2 separate regions of the Homo sapiens genome follow, and region 1 is linked to region 2. A link is a loop called in an ENCODE intact Hi-C map of the cell type or tissue named here. Cell type or tissue: body of pancreas. All regions are shown on one strand.

Region 1 (8,000 bases), 54 kb after region 2:
TATAACAACATCCTTAACTATTCCCCTATTTTAAATTATAGTGTTTTGTCTTTAATATAGCATTTTTTCAGGATAAATATTCAGAAGTGAAACAGACAACTTTTCTTTTTTGAGGAAAAGATAAAACTACAAGAAATCTCAAATTCCTATAGCAAAATGTAGGGTAACTTCGAGTTACTACTGCACTACAGGTGATGACTAAGAAGCATTTTTATTTTTACAGGAGTTTTTCAAATACTGTTAAAATTAGCAAATGACTGCCTTATTTTAATATGGCCCACAGTTTGTGTAGTAAAAAACTTACCTTGTCCAAAGAAAGGTGTGGCTTTTGCCCTTTCCTTCCTAGAGGTAATCTCTAAGTCCTTGAAATATCATGCCTGAAAGGACTTTTTTTTTTTTTTTTTCTGCCTAGTGGCCTTGGGTCACCAGACAGTCATAGGGTAAGGAATAGCCATGCCAGAAAGATCGACAATGTGATTTAGGGTAGGAGCTTTGGGTCACACCTGAAGGGGCTGGAAACTAGACTGAAATCAGCCTCATGAACAATAAATTATTTATGCCTATATAATAGAGTTCCAACAAAAACTGTAAACGCCAAGGCTCCAGTGAGTTTCCCTGGTTGATAATACTCCTTGCCTACTGCCACACACTGATGCTGGGGAAGTAATGTGTCCACTCGACAACAGTACTTCCCAGGACCCTGCCTTAGGCATTTCTTCCCTAGGCTTGATTTTAATCTGCGTCCTTTTCCTCTAGCAAACCATGCTGTGAGTATAAGAGCTTTCAGCCGGGCACGGTGGCTCACGCCTGTAATCTCAGCACTTTGGGAGGCCGAGGGGGGCGGATAATGAGGTCAGGAGATAGAGACCACCCTGGCTGACACGGTGTAACCCCGTCTCTACCAAAAATACAAAAAATGAGCCGGGCGTGGTGACGGACGCCTGTAGTTCCAGCTACTCGGAAGGCTGAGGCAGGAGAATGGCATGATCCCAGGAGGCGGAGCTTGCAGTGAGCCGAGACCGCGCCACTGCACTCCAGCCTGGGCGACAGAGCGAGACTCTGTCTCAAAAAATAAAAATAAAAATAAAAATAAATAAAAAGCTTTCAGTGACTTCTGTGAGTCTTTCTAGCAAATTATTGAACCTGTGGGTAGCTTCGGGAATCCCCTACACTTGCAATTGGTGTCAGATGTAAGGGCAGTCTTGCATGGACCTTGTCTCATAACATCACAGTTGGCCTAATTCTTCACATGGTTAAATAAATATAACAAAATTATTAATTTGCTTAATATTTTTTAAACTTTTTTTTTGAGACAAGGTCTCACTCTGTCGCCCAGGCTGAAGTGCAGTGGCATGATCACAGCTCACTGCAGCCTCAACCTCCTAGGCTCAAGCGATCCTTCCACCTCAGCCTCCTGAGTAGCAGGGACCACAGATGCACACCACCATGCCCAGCTAATTTTTGTATTATTTTGTAGAGATGGGGTTTCACCATGTTGCCCAAGCTGGTCTCCTGGGCTCAAGCTATTTGCCCGCTTCGACCTTCCAAAGTGCTGCGATTAGAGGCCTAAACCACTGTGCCTGGGCAAAAAAAAAAAACACTATTCTTAACCTCTGAATTACCATTGGACTTCCATCTGTAAAGAAAAACAGTAGTCTGAAAATATGATCAAATATTCAAGTACAGAAAAACCAGAAAATTAATTTAAATTTGTATATATATATATATATATTTTTGTTTGTTTGTTTGTTTGTTTGTTTTGAGACAGAGTCTTGCTCTGTCACCCAGGATGCAGTGCAGTGGCGCTACTGGGTTCACTGCAACCTCTGCTTCCTGGGTTCAAGCGATTCTCCTGCCTCAGCCTCCCAAGTAGCTGGGATTACAGGCACACACCACCATGCCCGGCTAATTTTTGTATTTTTAGTAGAGACAGGGTTTTGCCATGTTGGTCAGGCTGGTCTCAAACTCCTGACCTCAGGTGATCCACCCACCTTGGCCTCCCAAAGTGCTGGCCAAATTTGTAGTTAAATGAATGCAACATCTTAACTGTCACATTCAAAATATAAACTCTATTTATAAGGACATGGTGAAAGTTGCAAAGTCTTCAAAATAAACAATTACATTTGATAATTCTACTTCAATTCTATTTCAATGATATTAGGAAGAGCTTTTTGAAAAGAATAAAACATGCCTAAAATAACACATAAGTAAAGGGGACCCTAGTATCAACTGAAGTGTTGGAATTGCTATTTTTATTGTCTTATTACACATCAAGAACAATTAAAATATAAGATATTTGCCAGGCGCGGTGGCTCACGCCTGTAATCCCAGCACTTTGGGAGGCCAAGGTGGGGGGATCACTTGAGCTCAGGAGTTCGAGACCAGCCTGGGCAACAGAATGAGATCCCATCTCTACCAAAAACACAAAAAATTAGCCGGGCATGGTACCACACACCTGTAGTCCCAGCTACTTTGGGGGCTGAGGTGGGAGGATTGATTGAGCCAGGAGGTCGAGGTTCTGTGAGCTAAGATCATGCCACTGCACTCTGGCCTGGGTGACAAAGGGAGACCCTGTCCCAAAATAAAAAATAAAAAAGATAAATAAGATCATAAAGTTTCATTCCGGGAAATGTTTTATCATTCTTTATATAAAATAAACAAGACGTTTCTGAAGCAATTATGACACTTTTAAAAGCTGGTAACTTTCTCCCCCTAATAATTTCAGAACATGAAAAACAAAAGACAAAGAGAACAAAAGAAACTTACATTTGAAAATTAGTCATAAAAAATAATTCTGATAACCACAATTTTCTAGCCAAGTTTTTTCCCAAGAACTCACTTTCAAATTACAGAAAACAAAGGCTTTTTTGATATTATGAAGGCTAAATCCCAAGAGTCACACTACTTTGTAAAACATTGTAAAAGATGAGGAAAACAGAGTTATTAGTTCTGTATTATTACTTTAAACCAACCTTGTCCAACATGCAGCCCATGGGCCACATGCGGCACAGGATGGCTTTGAGTGCCGCCCAACGCAAATTCATAAACTTTCTTAAAACATTAAGATATTTTTGGTGTTTTGTTGTTGTTAGCTCATCAGCTATCGTTAGTGTTAGTGTATTTTATGTGTGGCATAAGACAATTCTTCTTCCAGTATGGCCCAGGGAAGCCCTGCTTTAAACATTCCCTTTTTTTGAGACAGGGTATTGCTCCATCACCCAGGATGGAGTACAGCGGCATAATCAGGGCTCAAGCCATCCTCCTGCCTTGGTCTCCTGTGTAGCTAGGACTAGAGGCATGCACCACCATGCCCAGCTAATTTTTTTTATTTTTTGTAGGGATGTGGTCTCACTTCGTTGTCCAGGCTGGTCTCAAACTCCTGGGCTCAAGTGATCCTCTGGCCTAGGATTCCCAAAGTGTTGGAATTACAGGCTTGAGCCACTGCACCTGGCCAATGTTAAACCTACTCCTTTTATTTAAAAAAAAAAAAAAAAAAAAAAAAAAAAAACTTTTCTTTCCTAGACATAAATTCTTTCTCCTGAAAACATATCACTGCATTTAATTACAGACTACTTCAATATAAAATGAAAAGGATTTCTCAAAATTATACTTAATATTTATATCCTAAGTGTCTCAAATGCAATTTTCCGTAAGGTTTGACTGCTATGATAACAGATTACGGTTTAAGGGAAGAATGGAAGACAATCAAGCAGAATGAAGACATTTTTAAAAGGAAGGAAAACTTGGACAAGTGAATGCAGACGACCAAAAGAATAAAAGACTGTACCACGGGTAAACAAATTAATGTATACAAAAGAAGGCCTTAACTAGCAAAATGTGAAGACATAGGGGAGTGGCGGGGCAGGTGCTGGCTGCAAACAACACTGTGTGTTTCTAAGGAGACTGTCCTTAGAAACACACAGCAAATTTACATAAGTCCAGCAGTTGCTCTGTGGACTTGTCAGCTCTCTGGCTAAGTCAGCACACAATCAGCTTTACTGGCTCAAGTATCAATTACTGAAGCTCTCGCCTGCTGATGCATAATTCACGGGGCTAACAAAGCAAAGAAATACTGTAATTAAACAGCACAAATAAGTGTTTCATCATCAAATTTGATAGGAATTGGTTTTATTTAGCATTAAAGACGTTGAAGTAACATGTACGGATGATTCTGAAAATAAACCATTAATTCATGGTTAAACTTCATGTATCTAAAATGCATATGAAATTCAAGAAAAGATATTTGTTTTAATCTATCAAGATACTACATGACTATACAAAAGAGGCTATCAAAAAACTACTTCATAATTTTCCAGAATCCTAGACCTTTTTTTTTTAAATTAATAGCATCTTAAATACTGAAATATCCAAGTCCTACCTTTTTCTAACAGATAGTCTAGTGACCCCGTGTGAACACTTCCCAGGACAGAAAACTCATACTGGTTCTGCTCTAAGTTTTTCCAAAAACAGAAATAAAAGTGATATTGATATGGAGTTTCACTATACCATATGCATGTATTGATTATGGTCTCCTGATTACTTACCTTTATATACTCCTCTACAGAACCTACTACAATGTTTCATATATAATCGATGTTCAAAACTTTTTTTCTTAAAAAATAAGTAACAGGCCGGGTGTGGTGGCTCACTCCTGTAATCCCAGCACTTTTGGGAGGCCAAGGCGGGCGGACTGCCTGAGGTCAGGAGTTTGAGACCAGTCTGGCCAACATGATGAAACCCCGTCTCTATTAAAAATACAAAAAAATTAGCTGGGCGTGGTGGTGGACGCCTGTAATCCCAGCTACTCGAGTAGCTGAGGCAGGGGAATTGCTTCAACCAGGGAGGTGGAGGCTGCAGTGAGCTGAGATTGTGCCACTGCATTCCAGCCTGGGCGACAGAGAGAGACTCCGTCTCAAAAAAAAAAAAAAAAATTGAGTAATAACTATAGAGATAAAGGAATAAACAATAGTCAATAGGGGGTCTGCATTCATTGCGTGGCACTACCTGAAACTCCAAGGGTTTTGTTTTGTTTTAGACATTTAGCCTTTTAACATTCACCTTTCCATAGCCTCCTGTAACTATAAACACATCTAAACCTAAAGACATTTGCTATTGGTAACTCTACTGACTGACCCATTTGAATGAGATCACATTCTCACATACACTGTGGCCCCATCAACACCTTTCATCTACTGAGTGTGATTATCCCTAAATATTCTCTAAAGAATAGTTACCAAATTGTTCATTTGTGACATTTTTATTCCAAGACTGCCACTGTTGAGATTCTAGGGCAGTGGGAACAAAAAAGAATAGTTAAAGGTAGAGGAAATTTTTTCAATGAGCAGCTGTGGCAATGTTTAAAAACTACTGTTTGGACACAGTTTCAATAAAATGATTCTGACTGCCTTCATTTTATATGGACATCTTAACAACAAAATATCAACACTTTTTTTGAAGACAGCATATTGAATATTTTCTTTAATGCCTGCAAGTAATTCCTCTAAAAAGCCTTCTAATTCATGATATCCAATCAAAAAGACATTCATTTGTATATTTATTCAGTTCTTACCATACAGGTATAGCCCATACATATTGAATTCAGTATGTATAAATGTGTTAGCAATAATATTCATTCATTCAACAAATTCGATAAATATTTACTGAGCCACCAGCTATGTGCCAGGCCTTTAACCACTGGGGAAGATTAGGGAACAAACGAAATCCCTGCCCTTACCTTAATGGAGCTTACAATCTTGCACAAAGAAACATAATAATCAAAGTAAGTAAATTATGTATTATGTCCTAAAGTCTTAAGTGCTTCTTAAAAAGTAGGAGAAAAAGCATCAGGAGTGCCAGAGGTGAAAAGAATTTCAATTTCAAATAGGACAGCAAGGTACGACTTAAGAGAAAAAGGCATTTAACCAAAGTCTTACAAGTAGTAAGGAGTAAGCATGTAGATATCTGAGGGAAGAATGTTGTAGGTAGAGGAAACAAAATGCCTTGCATGTTCTGGAAAAACAGTAAGGAGGCAATTATGGCTGAAAGAGAATGAGCAAGGGGAGAAGTAAAGAGATTAGAGAGAAGGTGTGTCATAGCATGCAGGGCCTTAACGGCCATTCTAAAGAACCTTACTCTGAGCGAAATGAGGGAAAGAGAGTTTTGAACAGGAGTGAAAAGATCAATTTGCTTTTTTAAAGGATCACTCTGGCTGCTGTGTTAAGAACAGTCTTTAACAAGACAAAGAGGGAAGGACTCTGGTTAGGAAGCTGTGATGATAATCCGGATTAAGGGCCAGGGCAGTTGCAGTTATGGTGGAAAATGTGTTTTTTTTTTTTTAATATACGATTGGCCCACCGTATCCATGGGTTCTGCATCTGTAGATTCAAACAATCACAGATTGAAAATATTTGGAAAAAAACTGCATCTGTATAAACATGTACAGACTTTTTTTGTCATTATTCCCTAAGCAATACAGCATAACAACTATTTACATAGCATTAAATCGTATTATAAATAACCTAGAGATGACTTAAAGTATTCAGAAGGAACTGAGTTAAGTTATATGGAAATACAGTTGACCCTGAACAACATGAGTGAGTTTGAACTGCCCGAGTCCAAATGAGGATCAAAAATACAGTATTCCCAGGATGCAAAACCCAGTTATATGAAGGTTGACTTTTTATACATGCAGGCAGACTTCACCTATACAGAGCCAACTGGAGAACTTGAGTATGCATGGATTTTGGCCCCCCCTAGATACTGAGGGACAACTGTACTCTGAAACAGATTTGCTAGCCAGGCACAGTGTATCAGGCCTGTAATCCCAGCAACTTGGGAGGATGAGGCAGGATAGCTTAAGGCCAGGAGTCTGAGACCAGCCTGGACAAGAGCTAAACCCTGTCTCTGAAAAAAAACGGTTTTTTAATTAGCCGGGTGTGGTGACTTATGCCTGTAGTCCCAGCTACATGGGAGGCTGAAGCAAGAGGATCATCAGAGCCCAGGACGTTGGAGGCTGCAGTGCTCTAGGATCGTGCCTGTGAGTAGCCACTGCACTTCAGCCTGGGCAACATAGTGAAATCCCACATCTTTATTTTAAAAAGAAAAAAAGAGTCAATGTAATGAAACAAAAAGACTGAGGACCTATTTCAGATTAATTTCCTGATTTTGTTAACTGTATCACAGTAATGAATGGGAAATTCTTTGTTTATAGGTAATACACTCAAATATTTAGGGGTTAAAGAATAAACTCTAGTCTCAAAGCATCTTCCAACAAATCATTGATTACGAAAAGAAAATTGGTAACTTTACAATGGAAAAGCCTGGCAGAAAATCACCTTAACCAAGTGATTAAGACATAAAAAAAAGTGGGGAAGCTAAGGCAGGAGGATCACTTAAGGCCACGAGTTCGAGACCAGGCTGGGCAACATAGTGAGACCCTGTATCTACAAAACAACAATAACAATAACAACAACAATTCACTGAGCGTGGTGGTGCATGCCTGTGGTCCCCAGCTGTTCAAGGACTGAGACAAGAGGATCACTTGAGCCCAGGAGATCAAGGCTGCTGTGATCTGTGTTCATACCACTGAATGAACGAGACCTTGTTTTTTTTTTTGTTTTTTTTTTTTAAAAAAAAAAAAAAGGACGTGTGTGTGTGCGTTTACATCTATAGAAAGACTATATATGGAAGGGGAAATGGTAAGACAATCGGGGAAATGATAAATGAAAAATGGTGCAAATATGAACTGGGTAAAGGATATACGAGTTCTTTGTACTCTTCTTATAATCTTTCTGTAACTTTATATTAAAATAAAATTTTAAAAAATAATAATAAATCAATGAAATTCACCACATTAGTACACTAAGAAAAAATAAACTGTTAAAAAGCAGGCCGGGCACAGTGGCTCATGCATGTAATCCCAGAACTTTGGGAGGCCAAGGTGGGCACATCACTTGAGTCCAGGAGTTGGAGACCAGCCCAGGCAACATGGCGAAACCCTG
Region 2 (8,000 bases):
TAAAGAATGAGTAATATCAATGTTAGAAAATAAATTTGTAACTCAATTTCAGATATTCATCTGTCAACTAACAGAACCTCCTAATATTAATATTTAATTAATGGGTATACTTTGTTCTAGGATTCTTGCTTTCCTTTATAAATCCTGAGAGAACTCGAGAAGAAAAAGGCTTATAAACATACATGGCTTAATAAATGAAACTTGTAACTTCAGAAAACTTGCTTTGTGACCCAAAAAAGAACTACTCACCAAAAGCAGCAGCCATAGGGGGTTCAAGGGATGGCTGGCCATCACCAGTAGGAAGGTCTAAGCGAGTGAAGTCTCTGCTTTTGTCATTATTATATTTCACATTAAGGCTGGTGAGCTTGGAGAAGTCAATGCGCAGAGTGCAGCATGCATTATAGATATTCTGGCCATCCAGAGCCTAAAGCATGTAAGAAAGGGACTGGTTTTGGCAAGACAACAACACTGATAACCAAGAAGCCTCTACTTTGACAAAGAGTGGCAATCAGGTGTAAGGCAGAAAGCACTGACTAAAAAGCCAAAGTCTTGGGTTTACTTTTACCTCACAGTCATTAACTATGAGCCTAAGAGAGAAAAAGAAAATCTCTAAGTCTCAGCTTTCATCTGTAAAATAAGACTGATAATATTTATCTTGTCTGTGGTAAGATCAAATAAGAGAGGAGAAATGTAAAAGATTGGAAAACTACTGTCTATCATAGAAATGTTCACTATTATTATGATTATTTTGCCTATATCAAAAGTTTTAAGATACTCTGATTTTACATTCCACTTTAATTCATTTTAGTATAATTCACATTATACTAGGATGTGTAAGCTTTGTTAGGATGAAACAAAGCTTTTGTAAATGGTACTTGTCAGAGCCACAATACATAAAATATTACCTACCACTTATTTTTTTCTCTTGTAAATTTACTTTGTAATACTTTGAATAATAAACTGAGGAAAATGTGGAGTCAGTTGTAACCAAAGATTAGCAACCCCTTCCTTTGCAAGAATAAAAATTTACCTAAGGGTATTTGTGGCCACTTAACGACTTTCACAAATGCTTGAATTTATAAAAATAGATACCAGAAAGCAAATCACATAAAAATAAAACATATATATATATATCCTGATTTATAATAATGGTAATTGACAAGTATGCCATCGTAAAGGTACAAAATAATATATGCATGTTCAGGGTACAGCAAATATAAAGGCTATACTCCCAATTGAGTGCCAGACACTGTGTGGTACACAAAAGTACCACAAGCCATAGTCCTCATCTTTGACCAAAAAGTAGAAATGACTAGCAAAAACTGCTACAAGATGAAATTAGAGTCAGGGATAGATATCAACAAGAGGTATGTCTAAGATAATCGAACTGAATGTCAAGTTTTATTCTTGTCAAAATAGGTTTTCGTGTACTAAAAAAAAAAAGACAACACGAATTGATAGCAGCATATTTCCTAAGATTTAGTATCTCCACCAATTTAGAGCTCAACAGGAATAAACATTGAATACAGCTGCAAAAATGGTGAAATCAATCTCTGACTGATTTAACAGAAGTAAATGGTCTACAGCCATACCACCCTGAATGCACCTGATCTCATCTGATCTCAGAAGTTAAGCAGGGTCGGGCCTGGTTAGTACTTGGATGGGAGAAGTAAATGAAAGCACGAGGGTAATGATGGCTCTATTAGTCAGCTTATGTGAGGAGTACTGTGTTCAATTCTAGACTTTAAACATGACAAACAGGACCTGCGTCTCAGAGATGTGAGAGGTGATAGGAGATTTGAGACCGTTTCATATGAAGTAGTAATGATTTTTAGCTTAGAAAAAAAAAACATGGAATCATACACTTTAAAACGACTAAAATGGTAAACATGTATATTTTGCCACAATTTTTTTAAAAACACATGGTAAAGTGGGGCACAAGAGAAGGTATCACTGGAGTGATTAACAATTGAAAAATGAAACAAAGATCATAATTACCATTTTGGCATAATGTGCATTTACTGGGTCAGCATACTGAAGCAAGGCTTGAAACTGATTATTCTTTGTAAAGGTGATAATCTTCAAGACTGTGCCAAATTTAGAAAATATCTGGAAAACAGTTCACATTAGGTTAAATGTAAAAGAAAAGTATTAAACTGATGTATCTTTATAAATACAACTTGTTCATAAATCCTTTTAAATGAAAATTTTCTCTTGAAAACTTTGGTACCAAAATGACTTAAGCCTAAAACATTAACATTTCAATACCCATGACTATCTTACAACAACGCCCGGTACACAACAGGCACTTAAATAACTAGCCTATTTTATGGGATATATAAATGGTACAGTATTAAAATAGGAGACTACAATAATCAATGGTATGAGATGTGTTACAAAGCATATGAATAAAAGTGGGAGTCATGGACCAACTATTTCACCCTGTGAAGAATCATCTACTTTTTGAGATTTCTGTAGCCACTAGAAGATGTTCAACTAGAGGCTGCTCTATTAATTCACCAAATATTTGGAAAGACAGCAGTAAACAAAACAGAGACAAAAGTCTATGCCCACATGCAGACAATAAACAAATGACAAATATCCTAATATCTGGTGATTTTTAGAAGTCTTACGAATAAAAATAAAAGAAGGGAAGGGGTGAGCACGAACCAGAATGCAAGATGAGACAGTGCAAGAGTGGTGGCCAAAGAAGGCCTTTCTGAAGTGTCTTTTGAGAAGAAAAGAGTGAGGGGAAGGCTTCCTGACACCAATATCCTCACAATACGTGTGCTACCTCAGCATCACAGGGTTCACGGCCAGGGTTACTATTAATAGTAACTCATTTCTGAAGGACTAAATAGGGGGGATAAAACAACAACATATTTAGTTTTACTCTGTTGATATGGTTTGGCTCTGTGTCACCACCCAAATCTCATCTCAAATTGTGATTCCCCACATGTCAAAAGAGAGACCTGGTGGGAGGTGACTGGATCATAGGGACAGTTTCCCCTTTGTTGTTCTCGTGATAGGGAGTTCTCAAGAGATCTGATTGTTTAAAAGGGGCAGTTTCCCCTGCGCACTCTCTCTCTCCTGCCACCATGTGAAGAAGGTCCTGGCTTCCCCTTCGCCTTCTGCCATGACTGTAAGTTTCCTGAAGCCTCCCCAGCCATGCAGAACTGTGAGTCAATTAAACCTCTTTTGTTTATAAATTACCCAGTCTCAGGGAGTATCTTTATAGCAGTGTGAAAATGAACTAATATTCACTCCATTTTAAATTTGAATCTTAAAACAAGAATTTGTTCTGCTTTTGAGATTAAAAAAGTTAAGTATTCCCTATGCTGGTAAGATTTTGCTGTTACCAACCACTATGGTACAATCATGGCTCACTGTAGGCTCCACCTCCCAGGCTCATGCGATCCTCCCATCTCAGCCTCCCAAGTAGCTGGGACTACACCACATCTGGCTAATTTTTTATTTTTAAGGTTTTATAGAGATGAGGTCTCACTATGTTGGCCAGGCTGGTCTCAAACTCCTGAGCTCAAGTTATCCTCCCATCTTGGCCTTCCGAAGTGCTGGGATTACAGGTGTGAGCCACCATACCTGGCCCTGCTTTTTAATTCTCAAAAAGTATGCTCAAGAATAACTATCCTTCCCTGGTAGTCTAGTGGTTAAAAAAACATGAAAGAAAGAATATTCTAAAGCACAGGTAATGAATGAAAAATAGATAAACTGGACTACCTCAAAATTAAAAACTTTTGTGCATCAAAGGAAACTATCAACAGAGTGAAATAAATCATGTATATGATAATGGGTTAAGATCCAGAACAGATAAAGAACTCATGCAACTCAACGACAATACAAACAATGCAACCCAAAAATAGGCAAAGGACTTCAATCGACATTTCTCCAAAGAAGCTAATCAAATAGCCAATAAGCCCACAAAAAGATGCTCAATATCACTAATCATTAGAAAAATGCAAATCAAAACTACATATCACCTAACTTCCATTAGGATAGTTATAAAATTTTTTAAAACCCATAAAATATTGGGGAGGATATGAAGAAAATGCAACCCCTGTGCACTGTTGGTAGAAATGTAAAATGTTACAGCCACTATGGAAAAAGTATGACCTTTCCTTAAAAAATTAAAAATAGAATTACCATATGATCCAGCAATTCTATTTCTAGGTATATAGCCAAAAAATTGAAAACAGGGACTCAAAGAGATATGCATATACCCATGTGTATCGCAGCATTACACAAAATAGCCAAAACAGGAAGCAACCAAAGTGTTCATCAATGAATAAATGGATAAATAAAATATGCTATATACATACAACTGAATATTACTCAGCCTCAAAAAGGAGAAAAATTCTGAATATGGGTGAACCTTCAAGACATCATGCCAGGTGAAATATGCCAGTCACAAAAGCACACATACTGCATAGTTCCACTTACATGAGGAACCTAAGGTGTAGTCAAACTCACAGAGACCGAAAATAGACTGGTGATTACTGGGGGCTAGGAGAGTAGATGAATAAAGAGTTCCGTTTAATGGGTAAAGGGAGTTTCAGTTTGGGAAGATGAAAAAAATTCTGGAAACATGGTATTTGGTGATGGTTGAAAAACAATGTGAATATACTTAATGTCACTGAACTATACAATTAAAAATAGTTAAAACAGTAAAATTCATGTTATATATATTTTGCCACTTGAATCACTTATGGCAAGACATGAATCAATGTATGTATTATACATGCAGCAACTCAATGTTTTCTCTCAATAAAGGAGTAACGTTAGACTTTAAAAAAAAGGTTGGGGGTGTAATATAACAAATTGTCTGACCTCCCTTCTTCATTACTACAGCCCAGGTGGCGTTCTAAATTATAAGGCAGATTATATTTTCCCGTACTGAAAATCCTTTACTACCTCCCCTTTATATACAGGGTAAAATCCAAGCTCCTTCATATAACATAACACTCTTGCCCTGGTTTATCTCTCAAACCTCACTTCCTGACACTTCTTGTATAACACTACTCTATTTACATCAACAATATGTAGTTGCCTATAGTTCTCCAAATTTACCAAGTGATTTCAGACCTCTAGGCCCATATATGAGGATTTTTTGTTTTCCTAGAAATGTGTTTTAACAGCTAGTAAGCCTTCATTTATCTTTTCCAAAACTCAGCTCAGGGAACAATGCCACCATAAAATTCTCAGCCTCCCCCAAATCCCTATAGAATTATTTTTCTTGAGTTGTATCTATTTCTTGGTTTTATATAAATATTTATCAGCTGGGCACAGTGGCTCACGCCTGTAATCCCAGCACTTTGGGAGGCTGAGACAGGTGGGTCACCTGAAGTCAGGAGTTCAAGACCAGGGTGGCCAACATGGTGAAACCCCATCTCTACTAAAAATACAAAAATTAGCCAGGCATGGTGGTGCATGCCTGTAATCCCAGCTACTCAGGAGGCTGAGGCAGGAGAATCGCTTGAATCTGGGAGGTGGAGGTTGCAGTGAGCTGAAATCGGGCCATTGCACTCCAACCTGGGCAACAAGAGAGAAACTCCGTCTCAAAAAAAAAAAAAACAAAATATATATATATATATATATACATATATATATATATATTTATCTATCTTGCTGTTGTACTTCTACTGTACTATATATTTATTTATATAACTGTCTCCTTTCATTAGACTGAAGGCTCCTTGAAGGAATATACCTTGTCTTAATCATTTCTGCATCATTAAGCACAATTCCTGACATGTAAGAGATATAGACTAAAATGCTTATTATTAATTGATAAAGAATTATATCTAGACCTGGTTGGAGAATTATAGCAATATGCAATTTTTTTTTCCTTTTTAAGAGATGGGGTCACCCTGTCACCCGTAATGGTGTGCAGTGGCGCCATCATAGTTCACTATAACCTTGAACTCCTGGGCTCAAGCAATCCTCCTGCTTTCGTCTCCAGAGTACTACAGGTACATACCACCATGCATGGCTAATTTTTAAATTTTTTTAGAGATGGGGTCTCGCTACCTTACCCAGGCTGGTCTCAAACTCCTGACCTCACACGATTCTCCTACCTTAGCCTCCCAAAGTACTGGGATTATAGGCCTGAGCTACTGCACCCAGCTGGCAATATGTAATTTTTTTTCCCTTTTTTTAAAGCTTTCATTTTTTCTTTTTAAAAAAATACTTATTTTCACCCCAAGGGAAGTCAGCAATTTCAAAAAATAATAAATATTCTTGATGTAAAATATATCATTAGTGAAGGAGTAGGAAAACACATAATTTGCTCTAACATTTGGAAAATTTTTATACTAAATTATGCTATAAAACCTAATTTCCACTCACCTTTCAGATTTTGTTAATGTTTACATTCCTTTTCTCATTTAACTTCAACAATGGCCTAAAGCACATCCTGGGACAGCTTGGTGTTTTGCTGTGTGGTTTTTATCTGAATGTGCTAAGAGAATAGAACTTGCCTGAATGGGCTAACCAGCAATAGCACTCTAGTCCCCTGGATTGTATTCACTGATAGAGGAGCTACAAAAAACGATATGATACTTCTGAATAAAGTAACTGGGCACCAACATCAGGGAATCTAGGAATGCCTGAGGTGTGATTTTTAACACCCTTTCATAATTATCAAAATAGCAAATTTTAAACAGATTTGGTATCAAAAATTAAAATTCAGGAAGGTTTGATATATATATGAATCTATTTTTATGAATTATAAGGTCTTTTACTCTGTTTCCCTAATATATTTTGCTGTCAAAAATATGGACAAATACTCAACTCTATATACCTCCTGTGTATTTTAATATTTTCAGACTGTAACACAGGACTAAGAAGATACTAAAGATCAAATTCTGATAAAATTCATCTTCAGAGTGATTTTTTATAAAGGTAGAATTTGTCAGAAACTGAAAATGTCCACTAGTATTCACTTGTAAAAAGTGTATTCATGGCGAGGCGCAGTGGCTCATGCCTGTAATCCCAGCACTTTGGGAGGCCAAGGTGGGCAGATCACCTGAGGTCAGGAGTTCGAGACCAGCCTGGCCAACATGGCGAAATCCCTCCTCCACTAAAAGTACAAAAATTAGCCAGGTGTGGTGGTGGGCGCCTGTAATCCCAGCTACTCAGAAGGCTGAGGCAGGAGAATTGCTTTAACCCGGGAGGCGGAGGTTGCAGTGAGCCATGATTGCACCACCACACTCCAGCCTGGGCTATAAGAGTGAGACTCCATCTCAAAAAAAAAAAAAAAAAAAAAAAGTGTATTCACATTAGAATTTTTTTTTAGTATCAAGCACACTGGCCACAACTTGTTTATAATAGTTTTTGTAGCCAATGAAATAACATGATTTAAGAACCAGAATTTCATATTACTAGGATTCTTTTATTTAGTACCATAATGCCTAGCTTTTGTAAGTTATTTATCTTTATTACAATTCAAAAAGATTGGTCCTTTGTCCAGAAGAGATTTATCTATTGGACACTCAAAAACCATTCCCATGTATAACAGTACTCAGAAGTAATGGATTACATGAGAACATCGTTATGAGCTACTTCTTTCATGCACAATGACACTTTTTAGTATGCAGGACTGAGCATTTACATAATGAATCAGTTGATGAATTCTATCTACAAATACTCTGAGATGATGTCATCCAGTCCAATGGCTTTAATTACCACACCTACGCTGAAGGTTCCCAAATCTCCAGCCTGAATTCTTTCCTGAATCCAGACTTAATTCCCATTTATCATCTCCCACTTGAATATCTAATAGGTATTCTTAAGTTAACATGTTCAAATCAAACTCCTGATTCCTGCCTACCTCCAACCCCTGCCCCAAATCTTTTTTTGTCTTTGTCTTTTTATTATTACTATTATTTACTTACCTCAGTCTTTACATCTTAGCTCCATTTTACCAGAGGCTCAGGTCCAAAATCTGGGAGGCATTCTTGATTACTCCCTTTCTCTTCAGAACC

Evidence for each region. Peaks named below come from ENCODE experiments on the same cell type or tissue, not always from the same donor. Only the 100,000 strongest peaks of a DNase experiment are listed, where the experiment ranks them.
Region 1: a loop joins it to region 2, with 2.5 times the contacts of the local background. A loop is called at or near these places in 8 of 110 quality-filtered maps.

Annotation. Positions count from the first base shown.
Region 1 is chr9:112,304,874-112,312,873 of GRCh38, forward strand. All of the region lies in intron 1 of PTBP3 (polypyrimidine tract binding protein 3), which reads right to left. Among named protein-coding and RNA genes, the nearest start is that of PTBP3, 25 kb to the right of the region's middle. In body of pancreas, no CTCF peak of the experiment used is centred here; a DNase peak (open chromatin) is centred at 3,888.
Region 2 is chr9:112,250,680-112,258,679 of GRCh38, forward strand. PTBP3 (polypyrimidine tract binding protein 3) reads right to left here. Exons shown (of 14, transcript NM_001163788.4): 6 at 1,999-2,109; 7 at 250-424. It also overlaps the pseudogene RNA5SP295. Among named protein-coding and RNA genes, the nearest start is that of PTBP3, 79 kb to the right of the region's middle. In body of pancreas, no CTCF peak of the experiment used is centred here; no DNase peak of the experiment used is centred here.